2 separate regions of the Homo sapiens genome follow, and region 1 is linked to region 2. The links are chromatin loops, found by intact Hi-C in ENCODE. Cell type or tissue: heart left ventricle. All regions are shown on one strand. Each heading gives the region's core, and the rest is flanking DNA. Links, peaks and the distances in the headings are about the cores only. Region 1 overlaps TMEM135 (transmembrane protein 135). Region 2 overlaps TMEM135 (transmembrane protein 135).

Evidence for each region. Peaks named below come from ENCODE experiments on the same cell type or tissue, not always from the same donor. Only the 100,000 strongest peaks of a DNase experiment are listed, where the experiment ranks them.
Region 1: a loop joins it to region 2, with 2.1 times the contacts of the local background. A loop is called at or near these places in 1 of 110 quality-filtered maps.

Annotation. Positions count from the first base shown.
Region 1 is chr11:87,260,195-87,269,584 of GRCh38, reverse strand. All of the region lies in intron 6 of TMEM135 (transmembrane protein 135), which reads right to left. Among named protein-coding and RNA genes, the nearest start is that of TMEM135, 230 kb to the right of the region's middle. In heart left ventricle, for the core only: no CTCF peak of the experiment used is centred there; no DNase peak of the experiment used is centred there; H3K27ac peaks cover 611 bases.
Region 2 is chr11:87,110,434-87,119,823 of GRCh38, reverse strand. All of the region lies in intron 4 of TMEM135 (transmembrane protein 135), which reads right to left. Among named protein-coding and RNA genes, the nearest start is that of TMEM135, 77 kb to the right of the region's middle. In heart left ventricle, for the core only: no CTCF peak of the experiment used is centred there; no DNase peak of the experiment used is centred there.

The DNA of each region.
Region 1 (9,390 bases), core at 2,247-7,246, 150 kb before region 2:
CTCACTCATAGGTGGGAATTGAACAATGAGAACACATGGACACAGGAAGGGGAACATTACACTCTGGGGACTGTTGTGGGGTGGGAGGAGGGGGGAGGGATAGCATTAGGAGATATACCTAATGCTAAATGACAAGTTAATGGGTGCAGCACACCAGCATGGCACATGTATACATATGTAACTAACCTGCACATTGTGCACATGTACCCTAAAACTTAAAGTATGATAATAATTTAAAAAAAAAAGAAAAGAAATCCACACTTGCACAAAAAAAAAAGCTTCCTCATAAAAAAAAAAAAAAAAACCCTAAAGCAAACTTCCTCTCTGAAATCTATTACAAGATTCTTAGTAGATTATGCTTTTCTGTCCCCTCGGGGACAATGTGTAGTAGGGGGGAAACTCTAAGCTTATATCTGTAGCTGTTATTAATTAAAAGACTATAATAAAAAAAGAATTAGGAAATCCAGGCTTTGAAAAATGAGAAATAAAATGTGCATTGCGTATTTCAAAAAAAAAAAACTAGCCATTTTTAAAAGCGATTTTGAAAATCTATAATCCTACCTCTACAACAAGTTTAAGCATAAATTGTTATTTTTAAGGTAAAAATCTAAATAAACTTATAAGAAACTTAGAAAAACAAATAATTTAAACTATTTAAGAAAGACTAGGATAGGCATCTTAAGCAGAACTGTCTTTTCAATCTAGATGCTATCTGAAACTTAGGCTTCTAAGAGAAAAACCTCAAACAGCTGAAATCCAGCTTAAATACACAAAATAAATCACTTCTGACCGAAATACACTCTCAAAAGCTCTAATCAGGTTTCCACAAGCAACAAAACATACAAAACAAATAAAGAATATCAACAACATTAGTAAATTGGGTTTACTAATTGTGCAGCCAAAAAAAAAATAGCAAATAGGAGACAAAATAGAATTCTTTGTTAAATCTATGAGCATCCATTCAATGTTCTTGACCCTAAAGATTTACATTTTGGTCTTAATACACTCTTAAAACAAAGATTAAGAAGGTTATCTCATTCCAGTTTAAATTCTTAAATCATTTGTTAGAAATTTAAGTCATCTAAAATGCAATCATTGATAGACAAAGGGTATATAATCAGTAAGACATGTAAATATTCATATTCAGACCATCTTTAGAAAGGAGCAGGGGCCTGGCATGGTGGTTCACACCTGTAATCCCAACACTTTGGGAGGCCAAGGTGGGGGGATTGCATGAGCCCAAGAGTTCCAGATCAGCCTGGAAAACATAGGGAGACCCCGTCTTTACAAATAAATAAATAAATAAATAAATAAATAAATAAATAAATATCTAGGTGTGGTGAGGGTGCCTGCCTGAGAGACAGAGTAAGACCCAGTCTCAAAAAAACAGAAAAGAAGAAAGAAAAGAAAAGAAAGGAAAGGAAAGGAAATAAAGGAAAGGAGAGGGAAGGGAAGAGAGGGGGAAGGGGAGGGCCGGGCAAAAAAGAGTAGGTACTTAATCTCCCCTGAAAGTGAACATGTGAACAGGACTTTGTTTAGTTATCCTGTACTCTAGGGCACACTGTATTACAGGGAAATAAGAACACTGATCATGGCCGGGCGTGGTGGCTCACACCTGTAATCCCAACACTTTAGGAAGCCAAGGTGGGCTGATTGCCTGAGGTCAGGAGTTCGAGACCATTCTGGTCAACATGGTGAAACCCCGTCTCTACTAAAAATACAAAAATTCTCCAGGCGTCGTGGTGGCACCTGTAATCCCAGCTACTCGGAAGGCTGAGGCAGGAGAATCACTTGAACCCGGGAGGTGGAGGTTGCTGTGAGTGGAGACCATGCCACTGCACTCCAGCCTGGGCAACAGACTGACTCCATTTCAAAAAAAAAGAATACTGATCATGACATTTAGTTTCATGCATTAGTTTTTGAAATGTATATCACGTATATAATTCTATACTTTCATGAAGTTTTTATATAGTGTATCACAAAAAACAATCACGAAATCCAAATAAAAAAAGAAATAAACTTACATAACTATTTGATGCTTACTATTAACTTCCGTGGACAAAAATACCTTTCCAGTGAAATGGTTTTTTTCACAAAAACACTTTTGTTTTTCTTTTGCTATATAATAAAGCCCCCACAATCATGTGAAATCAGATACAGCAAGTTTTCCATTCTTTAGAGAAGGTTGGCTAGAATGCTTATCTTGTGTAAAAGAAGGAAATTAGAAAGTGACTTCCTACTTATCATTTAGGACTTTCTCAGCTCAAAATCTATCTTTTCCTATATATCTAAATAAATGAAATAAATAGATGATAATTTTTTTCATCCATTCCCTCTCCATGAAGGAACTAAAATTCTAATATTGCTTTTTGTTAACTTGTTAATAATATAACACACATTTTATATGAATGTATAACTAGACCTCACTTACCACTCATGGCAGAGTTCTTTGGACTCTTAAGACACTTCCAATTCATTAGCTCCATAGTTCTTTCCATTTCCAATACTTTCTTCTCACTATCCTCCTTATCCAGCTTAAATTCTATGACCCTAGGAAACACTCTACCACCTTAAGCTCCTTTCTCCTCAGTTCTTACATCACCTCCACCTGGCAAAACTCCAACCGGAGATGAAACTAATCACCTTCTCCATGCCTATAATGAGGCAACTATGTACTGCTAGAGAAAACCACACAACAAAACATAATCACCACACTCAAAGGGATCCTGAATACAGCCCAGGTAAACCTGTCATTTTAGTCTGATCTATACAAAACAAGTACGTCAAACCACATAAATTCTCTTCAGGCCTTTGACCCTCTATCCTTTCTTTCAGCAAAGACCCTGCCTCCTGCTTTAGTGAGAACCATAGAAGCTAACAGATATGACCTTCTAATGGGAAGCTGAGGAGGTTCATTCATGTCTGATAGCTTTTGTTTTGCACCATTTTCTCTTTTCTCCCCTCCTATTACATTAGATAGTAGTTAAAGCTATAAGCATGGGATAAATTATTTACAATGAAAAAAAGAGAGACAATAAGGGAGACTAGAACCAATCCTTGAAGAATTCTAAAGTTTGATGGCCAGGAAAATAAACCTTCAAAGAAACTAGAAATTTGCACTAAAAACAAGTCAGCTACATTCTGCTATATATACATACATATATATTCAAACAAACTGATTTTGAAGACAAATACGACTCTAGTGTTTTCCAACAATATTAAAACATCAGTCCTTTGATAGATGAAATTTCACAATGTTATTATTACTGAGGTCCAAAGAGCCTTTTCTCTTGTGGAAATAAAATAATCTTGACAGGAATTTTACCAGCCAAGGGTGAGGGACTTAGGGGTGGAGAACATGAAATTATTACCCTTTGCAGACACAAAACTTTCCAGTTGTAATATAGATAACTCTGGCTCCTCAAGAGCATATGTAGATTTAAAATCCTTAACTATAAACAGTAGGCTTCAGGCCTGGGTGGTCTGTGCAATGTCCAATAATATATAAATTGGCTTATCCTCAAAATAAATATTTCCTTTTTCATTACTGTGAGTCATGAATAACATTTAATCTTTGTTCAAAAACAGAAAGGATTTCAAGAAAACCTTTTAGCTGTAAGGCTAATAGATCAATAGCTCAGTATACTACTACAAATTATATGCACGTAAAGAGATCTTAAATTACTTTCTCAGAATCTCAAGGAACAATGAGAAAACTAGGAAGATTCTCAATAAGAAATTGACTCAGTGCATACAATGATCACTGATATTTTCTATACAATGTTTAATAATAAGCTATGACCTAAGGGATGAAATGAAATACAAAATACCATGTGCTCCTGTTTTTATCTCAGAGATAATTTGGCATCCTATACAAGCCACCTAAACACTATTTTAAAGTTAAGTGTTTCTTTTATTTTCTTTAAATATGCTATCAAATGGTGGCTGATTGGGTTAAATTCATCTTTAAGAGAACGTTCAAATATTTCATAAAAGGTGCATACCAATTATTTTCCAGAAGTGTTTAGATGCTTATTAAAATTTGATCTGACATAGTAGTCAAACAAAAGAAACAAATTTGGAGGAAGAGAGGAAAAAGAAGAGAAGAGAAAACATTGAGGAGTAATAGACTCAATTTATATGTAATATGGTAAAATGGTTCCCTGAAACAATCCAAAGAATTGTTCTCTTTCAGAATGAAAAGAGTCCAGTATTCTTCATGGATGACAGGAACTTGGTCTGACTCAGTACTTGCTTCCATATCTGCTTAATGAATGGGCCAGAAAATATTCTAAAATCATAACAAAGACATATTATCAGAGTGTAAAGATTCCAAAATCATCACAACCAGATGTGTAGGACTAAAAATCTTGGCTTCTAGCTATATTTCTCACTATCAGTTTATAAAATGAGCATTAAATATTATTTGTTCTAGCTCTAAATTTCTTCCTTCCAAAAGAGCTGATCTAAGTGTGAATAGACAATAAATTTCTAGTCAATCTCTTTTATGACAACAGCTGTGAGTAACATTCCAATTTCTTCTTTATGTCAAAGTTTCATGTTTTAATTGTAGCTTATTATTACTGTGGCCAATTTACTCTAGAAAATAAGAATGTATAACCTATAATATAACTATATTCTACAACTAATTTCAGACCCATCTCATGACATTTCAAGTAGTTCACAGCTTTAAAATAACACACAATCTCTTTTTATGTCTCTTTGAAAATCTAGTCAATTATTTCTCAACAAAATGAACTTTAATACTATAAGCAAGATAATGCCCTTAAAGCTAATAAACAAAGAATAAAGTTTAAGATTTTTTTGACTTTATTGATAAAATTAACCTACCATAGATCTGGAAGACTGAATTTAAATGACAACTGACTATATACAGTGAGCTTAAGGCTGGAACTACATTGTAGAGATTAAACAGCTGAAATTCTTAAAATGTACAGACTGCATTCAAATAAGTCTTCAATACATATCTGAATACATTTCATAAGAAAAAGTGATCAATTCATGATAAAAGATCAGGAGCGATTATAAACATATGCTAATGCAAAGTATAGTTCCTTCCTACTAAAAAGAAACTATCAATAATATATAAACAGTAACATAAATTTAATTTGGATCTAAAATACCATTTATCTACATACTTGTCAAACTTAAAATGACATGACTAATAATGTTAGGTGCCATAGTGGATTACTAGTTACTTCCTAGACATTATAAATTAAAGTAAAAGCAGAAAACAAACAACAAAAAAAAAGAAAAGAAAAAGAACAGAAAAGAAAAGTGAGATTGGGGAGGAGAGGAGAAAAAAAGAGAGAGAGAGACTGAAACATAGACAGAGATCATAGACATCTGACTACAAAGTAGCTTTTATCCTCTTTTCTAGTTTAAAACCTAGTCACAATAAAGGAATTTCAAAAATTTTTAACAGCACTAATTAGAAATATTTACTATTTCAAATAGAAAGATAAAGCATTCCATGACATGGTATGATATTTCCACTACAGTTTAAACTATGTCATATGTAAAATCCAAAATATACATTAAGAATTTTTTTACCAAACTTCTATCTTCCTTAATTTCTAGGTTTTTCATTTAATTTCATATTTCCTTTCTAAAAGGCTTGCCATCACAATGTGGTATTTACGAGTACAAAAATAATACTGGGTCTATTTGCCATGTCCCTCACATAAATTTCAAAATATTCAATTGTTTTAAAATAATTAATGGTATTTGAAAGTAAATTATGCAAAAATTCCACTTCTGTCTCTGCCACTAACTGCTGTGTGATCTAAGAAAAGCTACAAAAATTTTTCACGTTCATTTTCTTCACCAGAAAATAGACAATGCTTATTACATAATCTCTACTTTGCTTCATACTCTAAAACCCTATGATTCTGTGAAACTTAAGTATTGGTATTATTCACTTTAGAGAATAACACTTTTATTTATGAAATGTTGCAACATACTGGACTAAAAAGAACACTAAATCAGCTTACAGTTTATGAATTTTTGAACTTCAGTTACTTTTAATACGTAAGAATCAAGACATATGTCAAATATGTCAACCAGTTCCTAGAGTAAAAGTATGAGTGAAGTCTGGCTCTACTAGGATAAATAATGAGCCAAAGCAAAAATGGTAGGAGCCAAATCTTGACAGCTTTAAGACATGGAAAAAATTCTAAAGGAATGGAGAAGAGGACAGTGATGATGATATTGCAGTAACAAAATATGAAGAATCAGAATTTAGCAAATATTTTCAAAATGTGCTCTTCACAGTAACAGTTCTTGTATCCAATCTCCATTTAAGAGATTAAATAGGACAAATTTATCTTAGTTTCCTTATTTTCTCTGTAAATATTCTAATATGCACATTGATTGCTCAAAAATAAAACACTACTCCAAATAGGACCACATACACCTCTCTTCATATTAGTTGTTACATGCTTGTCAAGACTCAGCTGTATTTGTCCCCAAATGTGTTCATGTCAGTTGTACTTCTTAATGTAATTACGTAACTGGCTTACATATTACATAAAACAAAAAGGAAGAAAGGTTTTTTTTTTCCATGAAAACTGAGTTGAATGCTTTGAAAAGACAATATCTTATAACAAAAACAACTCAGAACTCCACCTAGGCAACTCATACTCACAAAAAACGCCTTGGTAAATGAGCAGATATGTATGTGCTAAATTGAAATAAAGTACTTAATGTATACATGTATCCAATATTTTGTAGACAATGTTAATAGAAACAAATCTCATGCTACTGCTATGAAGACAGCCTTCCTTGCATAGATTTTTGTCCCCTCCGCTCACGGCTCAAAATGAAGATATGGGGAGCTGAACTTCCCCAACTGCCCCCACAGACCTGCAGCATGAAACAGAGCTGGCCAGATAATTGGCTTGCTGTTATATGCCACTCAGATTTTATGGTTGTGTTTACAGTAGCTGATTGATACAACAATATAACAGGAAGGAACAAACATTAATAGCATGTAAAGAGCTCCTACAAATCAGAGCAATAAATTTAAAAATAAAAAATAGGTAGAGGTAGGAAATCGAAATGGCTAATAAACCAATGAAAAGGTGTTCCACCTCAAAGTACAGCAAAAATGAGGTATTACCTACATTTTAGATGATTTGACTGACAAAAAGATAAAAATTACCAACATAAACTAGGATGTAGGAATCAATAAGCACTCTTGGAGCGAAAATACATGGATACTGCCTTTTTTGGAGGACAATCTGGCAATATCTATTAACATTAAATATGTCTAGTACATTTGAACCAGCGAATCCATTTGTAGCTAAGTATCTAACCTATCAATAATATATAAACAGTAACATAAATTTAGAAATACTGGAACAGGAGCACAAAGATATTTTAAAAACAATGTTCATGGTTGTACAGTTTGCAACAACGAAAACCTGCAAATAGTGTAAATGTCTGTTGAGAAGGTTTAAATACTTATTTATAGATTTTTTTTGCAGCCCCTAAAAACAATGAGGATATGTACTGACATTTGGATAGAATCCGAAGATGCATTATTAAATAGAAAAACACTACAGAACAATATATAATTTGTGATCTCATTTTTAAAAATATAAACATAGGTACAAAGGTATGTATAGAAATAATTCTGTGTTGAACCTGATGGCTCATGTCCACAATCTCAACACTTTGGCAGGCCAAGGCAGGCCGATTCCTTGAACCCAAGAGTTCTAGACCACCCTGAGCAACGTAAGGGGATCCCGCCTCTAAAAAACAAAACTAAAAAATTAGACAGGAGTGGTGGTGCACACATGTGGTCCCAGCCACCCAGGAGGCTGAGGTGGGAGGACTGCTTAAGGCCAGACGTTTGAGGCTGCAGTGAGTCATGACTGTGCCACTGCACTCCAGGGTAAATGAAAGCGAGTCTCAAAAAAAAAGAATTCTAGAAGGATATATGCAAACTGTTAAGATGGTTTGAACTAAAAAGAGAGAAGTACAAAGAGGGAGGTATATAAAGGGGTGAGAATTTTCCATTTTTATTATTTATACTTTTGCATTGTTTGAATTTTTAAATGAAACTGTATTATTTATACAATTAACAAAATTTTAAAAAGAAACGGAGACTTCTAATTTTTTTGTTTCACACATTAATTAACGAGAAATTTTGGATAAGAAAAGTCTCTATTTTATCAATTCATCTACTAAATAATTAACAGACTCATGATTTCTAACCCACATAGAAGATTTGTAGTTAAAACTGGGTAATAAATCAAGGCAGAATATGTATTTTGGCAAAATATACATAAGGAAATATTAAAGGAGGTTGGCGCTGAGAAGAAAGGAAGAGGGAGGGGAAAGAGACCTGATAATCTTTGACCTTCTAAAGTAATTATATGAATAGCTATTTTCTGTTTTAACTGAGAAAATTCCCATTACAGAAATTCAAGATGTTGAGAAAAACGTCTTGACTCTACTTGTTGTGAGGTACTAGAATAGGTTGCCAAGAGAAGCAGTGGAATTAAATTCTCTGGAATTTCTTAAAATTACAGATTCTAAAGACAATTACAGAAGTTATTTCCTGATGTGACTTATGGCTCTGCTATTCAGAGTGTGACACGAGGACCAGAACTAGCATCGCCTGGGAGAGTGTTGGAACTACTGAAGCTCACATCCCACCCCAGACCTACTGAATCTTAATCTGCATTTTTAAAAGATTCAATGTTAAAGTTTGGGAACTGCTTTATAGCCCTTACATCAGACATTTAAATTTGTAACAGTTTATTAACAACAACTGCACATTAGGAATCAATAAAGAGAAATACCTCATTTGATTAAAAAAAAAAACCTTTCTTTTTCATCCTTATCAGTACTATTTCTGTTTTCCCAAAGAACAATAAAAAATTAATGCCCTATTTTATTAGGCCTATTTCTTTTAAGAAGGTAAAAGCTCCATCAGTCTAACTCGCATTTACTCACACAGTTTTTGTTAAATATTATAATGTAACAGAAAATTAAAAGGGATGTAATACAAATCCAAAAAAAAATAGATAATAAATTCAGGAAAGTGACCGGAATTTTAATGATTATAGACTTCTTAGCATTCAAGTAATTTCAACAAGTTAGGCTTGCTATAATAAATGTCTCTACGTGTTTCATATCAGTAGAAGTTGCTGGTGGTTTTCAAAAGTGAGATAAGGAAAGCCTTATCTTTCATAAGAATCCCTGAAAATATCTTACAATGACACCCTGCAAGGAAGGTTCATCCACAATATTAGAATTTGGAATTATCAAATACAACAAACATTTTTTAACATTCAAGGAAGAAACAGAAGTTAACAATTGTGTTTCCAATAATAGAACTGGATGCTTTTGTGATAATAA
Region 2 (9,390 bases), core at 2,000-6,999:
AGCATGTGCTCACTTTGTCTCTGAATCACATTTTGGTAATTCTCCTAACATTTCAAACTTTCTCATTATTAGTATATCTGTTATGTGATCAGTCATCTTTAATGTTTTTGTTTTGTTCTGTTTTTGAGACAGAGTCTTTCTATCACCCAGGCTGGAGTGCAGTGGCACGATCTCAGCTCACTGCAACCTCCACCTCCCAGGTTCAAGTGATTCATGCCTCAGATACTAGCGTAGCTGGGATTACAGGCGTGCATCACCAACACCAGCTAATTTTTGTACTTTTAGTAAAGACATCATTTCGCCATGTTGGCCAGGCTGGTGGCAAACTCCTGGCCTCAAGTGATCTGTCCTCCTTGGCCTCCCAAAGTGCTGCGATTACACGCATGAGCCATCGCGCCTGGCCTATTATCATTCATGTTACCATTGCAATTGCTTTGGGGTGCCACGAACTGCAAACCATATAAGACAGCAAACTTAATAGATAAATGTTGTGTGTGTTTTGACTGCTCCACCAACTGACTGTTCCCCCATCTCACTCACTCTCCTCAGGTCTCCCTATTCCCTGAGACACAACAATATTGAAATTAGGCCAATTAATAACCTTGCAATTCTAAGTGTTCAAGTGAAAAGAAGAGATGTATGTCTTTCACTTTAAATCAAAAACTAGAAATAATTAAGCTTAGTGAGGAAAGCATGTTGAAAGCCAAGATAGGCCAGAGCTAGGCTTCTTGTTCCAGTGAGCCAAGTTGTAAATGCAAAGGAAAGTTCTCAAAGGAAATTAAAAGTGCTATAACAGTGAATACACGAATGACAAGAAAGCAAAACAGCCTTATTGCTGACACAGAGAAAGTTTTAGTGGTCTGAATAGAAGATTAAACCAACCACAACATTCCCTTCACCAAAACCTAATCCAGAGCAAGGCCCTAACTCTCTTCAATTCTATGAAGGCTGAGAAAGGTGAGGAAATTGCAGAAGTGTGAAGCTAGCAGAGGTGGGTTCATGAGATTTAAGGGAAGAAGCTATCTCCATAACATAAAAATGCAAGGTGAAGCAGCAAGTGCTAACATAGAAGCTACAGGAAGGGCTGGGCACGGTGGCTCACGCCTGTAATCCCAGCACTTTGGGAGGTCACGATGGGCGGATCATGAGGTCAGGAGAGCAGCTTGGCCAACATAGTGAAACCCCATCTGTACTAAAAATACAAAAAATTAGCTGGGCATGGTGGCAGGCACCTGTTATCCCAGCTACTTGGGAGGCTAAGGCAGGAGGATCACTTGAACCCGGGAGGTGGAGGTTGCAGTGAGCTGAGATCGTGTCATTGCACTCCAGCCCGGGCAACAGTGTGACACACCGTCTCAAAAAAGAAAAAAAAAAAGCTACAGGAAGTTATCCAGAAGATCTAGCCAAGATTGTTGATGAAGGTGGCTATACTAAACAACAGATTTTAGACAAAGGAGCCTTACATTGGAAGAAGATGTCATCTATGACTTTCGCAGCTAGAGAAAAGAACTCAATGCCTGGCTTCAAACCTTTAGAGAACAGACTGACTTTCCATACAACTGGTGACTTTAAGTTTAAGCCAATGACCATTTACCATTCTGACAATACTAAGGCCCTTAAGAATTACCTAAATCTACTCTGCCCATGTTCCATAAATGAAACAACAAAGCACACGTGTTTATAGCATGGTTTACTGAATATTTTAAGCCCACTGCTGAGACCTGCTACTCAGAAAAAAAAAATTCCTTTCAAAATATTACTACTCATTGACAACACACCAGGTCACCCAAGAGGTTGGATGTACAAGATTAATGTTGTTCTCATGCCTGCTAATACAATATCCATTCTGCAGCCCATGGATCAAGGAGTAGTTTGAACTTGCAAATCTTATTACTTACAACTATTTCATAAAGCTATAGTTGCTTTATGAGTGATTGATGAGAGAATGATTCCTCTGATGGATTGGGGCAAAGCAAATTGTAAACCTTCTGGAAAGAACTCACCATTCTACATGCCATTAAGGACATTTGTGATTCATGGGAGGTGGTCTAAATATCAACATTAACAGGAGTTTGGAAGCCACTGATTCTCACCCTCATAGATGACGTAGAGGGGTTCAAGACCAGTGAAGGAAGTAAATGCAAATGTGGTTGAAAGAGCAACAGAACTAGAATTAGAAATGAAGCTGGAAGATGTGACTGAATGCCTCCAATCTCATGATAAATCTTGAACAGATCAGGAGTTCTGTTTTTTTCTTATGAATGAGCAAAAAAAGAGGTTTCTTGAAATGAAATTTACTCCTGGTGATTATGCTGTGGACATTATTGAAATGACAACAAAGAATTTAGAATATTACATAAACTTAATTGAGAAAGCAGCAGCAGTGCTTGAGAGAATTGACTCCAATTTTAAAAGAAATTGTACTGTGGATGAAATGCTATCAAACAGCACTGCATGCTTCAGAGAGATCTTTCATGAAAGAAAGAGTCAATCAATATGGCAAATTTCATTGTTGTCTTATATTAAAAAATTGGCACAGTCATGCCAACCTTCAGCAACTACCACCTTAACTAGCAATCATCAACACTGGGGCAAGGCCTTCCAAAGATTATGACTTCCTGATCATTCCTGATATCACTATCAACTTGTAGCTATAAGTTTTTTTTAATTAATGTGTGTACTTTGTTTTAAACATAATGCTTTGGCTGGGCGCGGTGGCTCACGCCTGTAATCTCAGCACTTTGGGAGGCCGAGGCAGGTGGATCATGAGGTCAGAAGTTAGAGACCAGCCTGACCAACATGGTGAAACCCCATCTCTACCATAAATACAAAAATTAGCCATGTGTGGTGGCACATGCCTGTAATCCCAGCTACTCAGGAGGCTGAGGCAGGAGAATCATTTGAACCCAAAAGGCGGAGGTTGCAGTGAGCCGAGATCACGCCACTGCACTCTATCCTGGGAGACAGAGTGAAATTTCATGTCAAAAAAAAAAACAAACCATAATGCTTTGCACATAAAACTACAATATAATGTAAACATGATTTTTATATGCACTGGAAAAGCAAAAAATAATTCATGTGAATCATTTTATTACAGTATTCACTTTATTGCAGTGGTCTAGATCCAAACCCATGATATCTTTGAGGTATGCCTATACTATATGTATGTGTGTGTCTGTGTGTGTGTGTGTGTATGTGTGTGTGTGTGTTTGTACATATATACTATAAATCTTAATAGATATTAATCAATTTATACCAATCCTATTAAGACAGCTAATTTAAATGCATCTAAAATAAATGTCATAATTTAATTATAATTTTCCAATATCTGGAATCAATTAAGTTTCTGAAAAGTTTCAAGTGGGCCACCCAGTAATAAACACAAAATAAATTGTGTCTGCTGTCCTGTTAGTGATAATTTTTTATTGCTACCTCAGTTTCAGATGTCAGAGTAATGACTTCCATATTCTGATTGAAATGCAAATTGAAGCCATATGTTGGAAAGCACAGGCTTTCAATATCATCGCTTTCTTATTTTAGGCACAGTAAAACTATGTTTATAAAGGCTAACAATTATTCAGATAAATTGTCAATTCCAGATCTAGAAAATGTGGAATTTTACATTTTAAACTATGACAATATATGTACTTATGGCACATAATAAATAGGTATTCTCATGTTTACACATCTCATTGGCCAAACTGGAATGGAAACTATAAAACAGTAACAGAATGAATGTTAACTGATTTTCTTCAAGAGTTACAAATGAAAAGTAATTCTATAAATCTATTTTTTAATCCTAAGATTTGGTAATGTAACTAAAATTTACCATTAATCTATATTCTTAAAAATAGATTAATATTTTTAATTTATTTCACTGATAGGTTAAATAAACTAAATAGCATATAAATCAATTTAATGTTTAATAAATATCTAAGACTATGCTACAAGTTTCCCTAGGATCTTCTTGGATTGAGATTCAAACATGATCAGCCCAATAATGAATTTAAGTATCACAGGATTTACTGTTTTTCTCTTTGTGACATTAAACCCAAAATGCTATGTGTATAAAACTGACTTTTCATTTAAAAAGAAAAATGTTGATGTTATAAGTAAATTCTCATACAAATACTCTCTAAAAAGGTGAATCATGAATATTTTAATCAAGAGTAAATACTTCTAAATTTAGCTGTCTAAAATCAACTAGATGTAAAAACTAATAGAAAAGTCTATGCCAATTAAACCATTAAATTGCACAATTTATATACCTCAAAGGCTGTAAATTAAATGTAAATATAGTTCAGTTGCAGAAGTCAAAGGCAAAGTAATTACAAAAGTATTTACTTAAAGAGGGACTGGCATTAGGTGGGGTAGGGGGAAATCATAGCTCTGATGCCAAATAAAATCACTTTATTTTACTTTTTTAAAATGTTCTACTTGAAATGTAAGGATAGAGATATTTTAAGATTAAATTTGCTACAGTCATTTCCAATGCAGAGACAAAATGCTTATAAACTAAAATGACCTAGAATTTTGGTTTAATTATTAAAGAGATGTTAATAATATGCTATAGGACTTGAGCATTATGACATAGTTTTTTAACAAAATAATGGATAGCAGAGAGATGTTTCTTAAGGTTTGGCCTACACAAATTTCTTAAATAAAATTAAACAAATTTCTTTGATATAATTTTAAATCTACACTATACATTATACTATTAAATGCTTAATCAGCCCCCATCTTTGACTAGAGCTTCTCTTACATAGCTCAACATTCAACATTCCTCCAAAAGTCTTTGTATATATTGCTTTCATTTAGGTTTAAAGATGATCAATAATGGTAACTATGCATGAATATAATGGAATATGGTCAGCCATCTATTCTAGGCTTCTGTTTTCCTAGCTATTTGCAAGACTAACTTGTCTGTCAAAGCCCTTTGTTATAAAAAGAAGCATGCTATTACAAGTACTGCATCCTCGGTTGACTAGTGTGTACAATTATTTCCAAGTCCTGTACAGCTATGCCCCTCAGTTCTCAGGCAGTGCCAATACTGTGTTCTTTTGCCCACCTTGTTTACAATGGTTTGGTAACACACACAAAAGCAGCTTAACTGTTATAATGTAGTCCATTTTTCCAACATATGCAGCTCAAAAGTTAAAAATGAATACATGTTTAAAATACTAAATATATAAAGCTCAGAATCAATAAATGTGATGGGATTCATATAATTGAACATCAGTGTAATGACAGGAACTAAAACTGTACTGCTCTACAAGTATGTTCCAAATGTCAAGGTCAATTCTCCATCGGTTGTTCAAAATCATATTCTACTGTTTCATATTTGGACTATCACCTTCCTATACAGCTTGTTGTTTTTTACGGAGCTTGTAATTGTTTTTCTTTTCTCATTGTTGGAAAAAACACAATTTTAGTACATCACTGAGTTTTTCACTTCTTTAGTCAGATGTTTCCAAATGATATCTACATTTTTTTTGAAACCTCTGAGTTCCTATTTAAACTTGGATGAATGCCTTGCAAGATGTGCTGAATAGCTGTTATCTTGAAATTTCTTTGTGTTGCATTCTTGAGTTGGTTTCACTGTTTCTAGGATCTGTTATTTTTCTCTTGCTTGGGTTCCTTTTTATTTTGCTGGAGTACATTCTCAATTTTCCTTCAAGAGAGACTAGATGAGAGGTAAACTCTCAGTCCTCAAATGGCTGAAAATGTCTATATTTTGCCTTCACTTGATTCTGATTCACAGTTTGGTTGGACATAGAATTCTAGATCCAAATCATTTTCCTTCAGAATTGTGAAGGTGCTTCACAGACATGATCATAATCATAGTGACAACAACAATGACAATAGCAATAATAAAAGCAAACACTGATTGAGATCTTCCTATGCACTAGTACGTCTTTTATATGTATTATTTTTCACAACATACACAATATATAGGGATCATATTGTGATGATCCCTATATCTCACAGCTGAGAAAATGGAGGCATAACAGTAAAATTGTTTCACCAAGATCATTATACAACCAGTAAGAGACAGTGTCTGGAAAATCTTTCTTAGTGACCAAAGTCCTGAAATAGTACTGAAAAGATCTCAGCTTTCCCAGACTAGTAAATCAGGGGCCTAGGAGTCAAATGGACACTAATTAGTGTGAAAACTGATACCAAAATTTAGGTCTGTTATAGAATCAGTTTTCTTTCCACTCTTCCATGCTTTCTCTTTTTGTCTCTTCATGTTTACCAGGTTGCTGCCACATTTACAAGAACAGAAAGCCAACTTAATATTAACCAACACAATAAACTAAATCTTGTTACAAGTGTTTGGTTTTATAAAAGAGTTAAATCTTTAAAATATCTTTATTAAATTATTAAACTCATCAATCATCTAACAATGAAAATAATTGTAGAGTTAAAATAATACAAGCCAGAGCTGAAAGATTCAGGCCTACATTGTCAAGGTGCATTTTAGAGAAAAGGTTTTTCTTTCCTTTTCAATTTTTCTTCCTTTCTCTATTTTTCTTTAAATACTTCCTCACAAACACAAGATCAAGTACCAAGAAAAGTAATTCTTGCCTGACTCCTGCAGCTTTTTAGTAAAAATGGAAATTACAATGTGAACTATCTTTCATCAAATGGCATTTATAAGTTGGGCCATGACTTTTCATCTTCTATTTGCTAATCACTATTGGAGATACAAAGGGCATGCCTTAGAGACATATTCTAAATAAGATACTTTTTCCTATACATTTAAGCCATTTATAATCTCTTAAATTTCTTCATTGTACAGCTCACTTTATTGAACCAATTACCAATTTTCTGCACGCCAAAGTGCAAAAAATTCCAGAATCTATGCATTATAGGATACATCTAGGCATAATTCCTCAATTAATCATTTCTGATAAGCAGTACAATTCAGTGTTAAACTTATGTTATTTTCATGAAAATCTGCTGAGAGGTACTACTAAATGATGTAATTCATTATTGGAAGAAAAAAAAACCCTTATCATATGCCATTCAGCCATATAATTTAACAAATGATAAGAACCTGTATCATGCTAGGCATCAGCCCTACACGATTTTCTTCCAAAAAATTTAACATATAATGTATTGTTTTAAAACTAAAGTACTTAAACTCTTAAATTTGTAAATGTGTTTTTACCACTTACATTTACATTTTAGTATTATAATAATTTTACATACAAGATTGTAAAGATGATATTTAACCTTGCAATTAAACTGTATCTCACAAGAAGAATGAGTTCAATAAATATCATGCAAGGAAAGACACCGTTCTTCGCTTCTGTTTTTGAAAATTACTAAATATTATAATAAACCATAGCCATGGATATCACAATAAAAGAAACACATACAAATGATAAAAACTCTGTGAAATACGGTTGATGACCAGAGAGCTACAGAACACAGTAAAACAGTGAGCGATTTTTTAGGGCTTAAGTAGTTAACTGAATGAATGTAAATTAAATAAGTTATTTTTCCTTTGGTTTTAAAAGTACAATACACTTGAATAATTTAATTCCTAAAAGTACAAGTAATGCTTACCTTCTAGACCAAAGTCACATAAAATGATTTAACACAGACGTGTACTGAGTCAATATCCATGCTGAGGCTGCCTAAGGCTGTCATAGTAGTGCTAAATTTTTATAAGCATTGCTATTATATCCAGCCCTTTAGATTCAACATTAATTAAAAAACCATAAATAAAACAATCATGCTCTATATTGCAACTATTGCCACATATAAGGTTTGTTTCCTGGTATCACTATTTAAAAAGCCTCAAGTTCTAGAAGGTCATCAATCAATAACATTTAGATAGGCTACAATAGCAGAGTAAAAGCACTAAACCCAGGATCAAATCCTGAGTTTTCAATATTAATTTATATATTATTACTCTGAGTTTAGAGAAGTCATATATCCTTTTATATTCAGTTTTGCTCATCTATAAATGGGACAATAAAACCAGTCATGCCTATTTAACAGGGTGCTTTTGACAGGTTAAATGGAAAAATGTATGGGAGCATGTTTCAAAGCAATAAACAAACACAAGCTATATTTCTATGTGGGTATAATTCACTGAATACAAAGCATTCAGGTTATTAATGCAGGAAATTTCTTTTTCTTTTTTTTTTTTTTTTTTTTTGAGACGGAGTCTTGCTCAGTCGCCCAGGCTGGAGTGCAGTGGTGCGATCTCAGCTCACTGCAAGCTCCACCTCCCGGGTTCACGCCATTCTCCTGCCTCAGCCTCCCGAGTAGCTGGGACTACAGGCGCCCACCACCACGCCTGGCTAATTTTTTTTTTGTATTTTTAGTAGAGACAGGGTTTCATCATGTTAGCCAAGATGGTCTCAATCTCCTGACCTCGTGATCCACCCGCCTCAGCCTCCCAAAGTGCTGGGATTACAGGCGTGAGCCACAGCGCCAGGCTAGGAAATTTCAAAGATAGACATAGAAGACAAAATCTCAGACATGGAAGAGCTTATTTCAGAGAACAATAAATAAAAATACAGAAAACCCATATATTAAATAACTAAAAGATGTGAAACAAAAAAATCCCTTTAAATTCACGACCAAAAAAATAGGCCATCAACAAAAACTCCTAGGATTAATTAAGGAAAGTAGAGATGGGAGAAAAATAACTAAGCATTTCTTCGTCCTTCTTTGCTAAGGAGTCCTAAGCTTCTACATATACTCTATAGCTATGTTTAGGAAACTACATTTTAAGACTTCAACAATGACTTATTTTGTCTACAGTTAGCGAAAGAATGCAGAACTAGAAAATGAAACATCTAGGTTGAAGTACATAAGGCATCTATGGCAGGGCTAAGTCCCAGAACTTACTTTCATGTCAGCTCCAGGCAAGTATTCTGGGAAACTAATCACATATTATGAATATGACTGCGCAATGCTAGTAACCTAAATATTACTTCCTCCTTTATATAATGCCTGTAATTTTTAAAAGTATGCAATTTTTTATTGACCCTGAATTATTCATTTATTCATCACACACACACACACACATACACACACACACATTCCTTTAAAAAGCAGTCAAAAATAGAGTTCTATGTTTCTTTATCAAAGAATGTTACGAAAAAAACATTTCTTTAAATTACTCATCTCTTACCTAGTGGAATAATCCATTATTACTGTGTAGAAATGCTAGGTTTAATAGCTTCTTTTCCCTCTTGGGTCATATTGACTTAGTCTTTGTAATAATCACCAAAAAATGATCTATGAATTATTCCATTTGACAGATGAGAAAATTTAGATTTGCAGTTATAGTCACAAAGCTATTAAATGGTAAACCAGGATTCAATTTTTTTTTTTTTTAAATTCAAAGACAGGTTCTCACTCTGT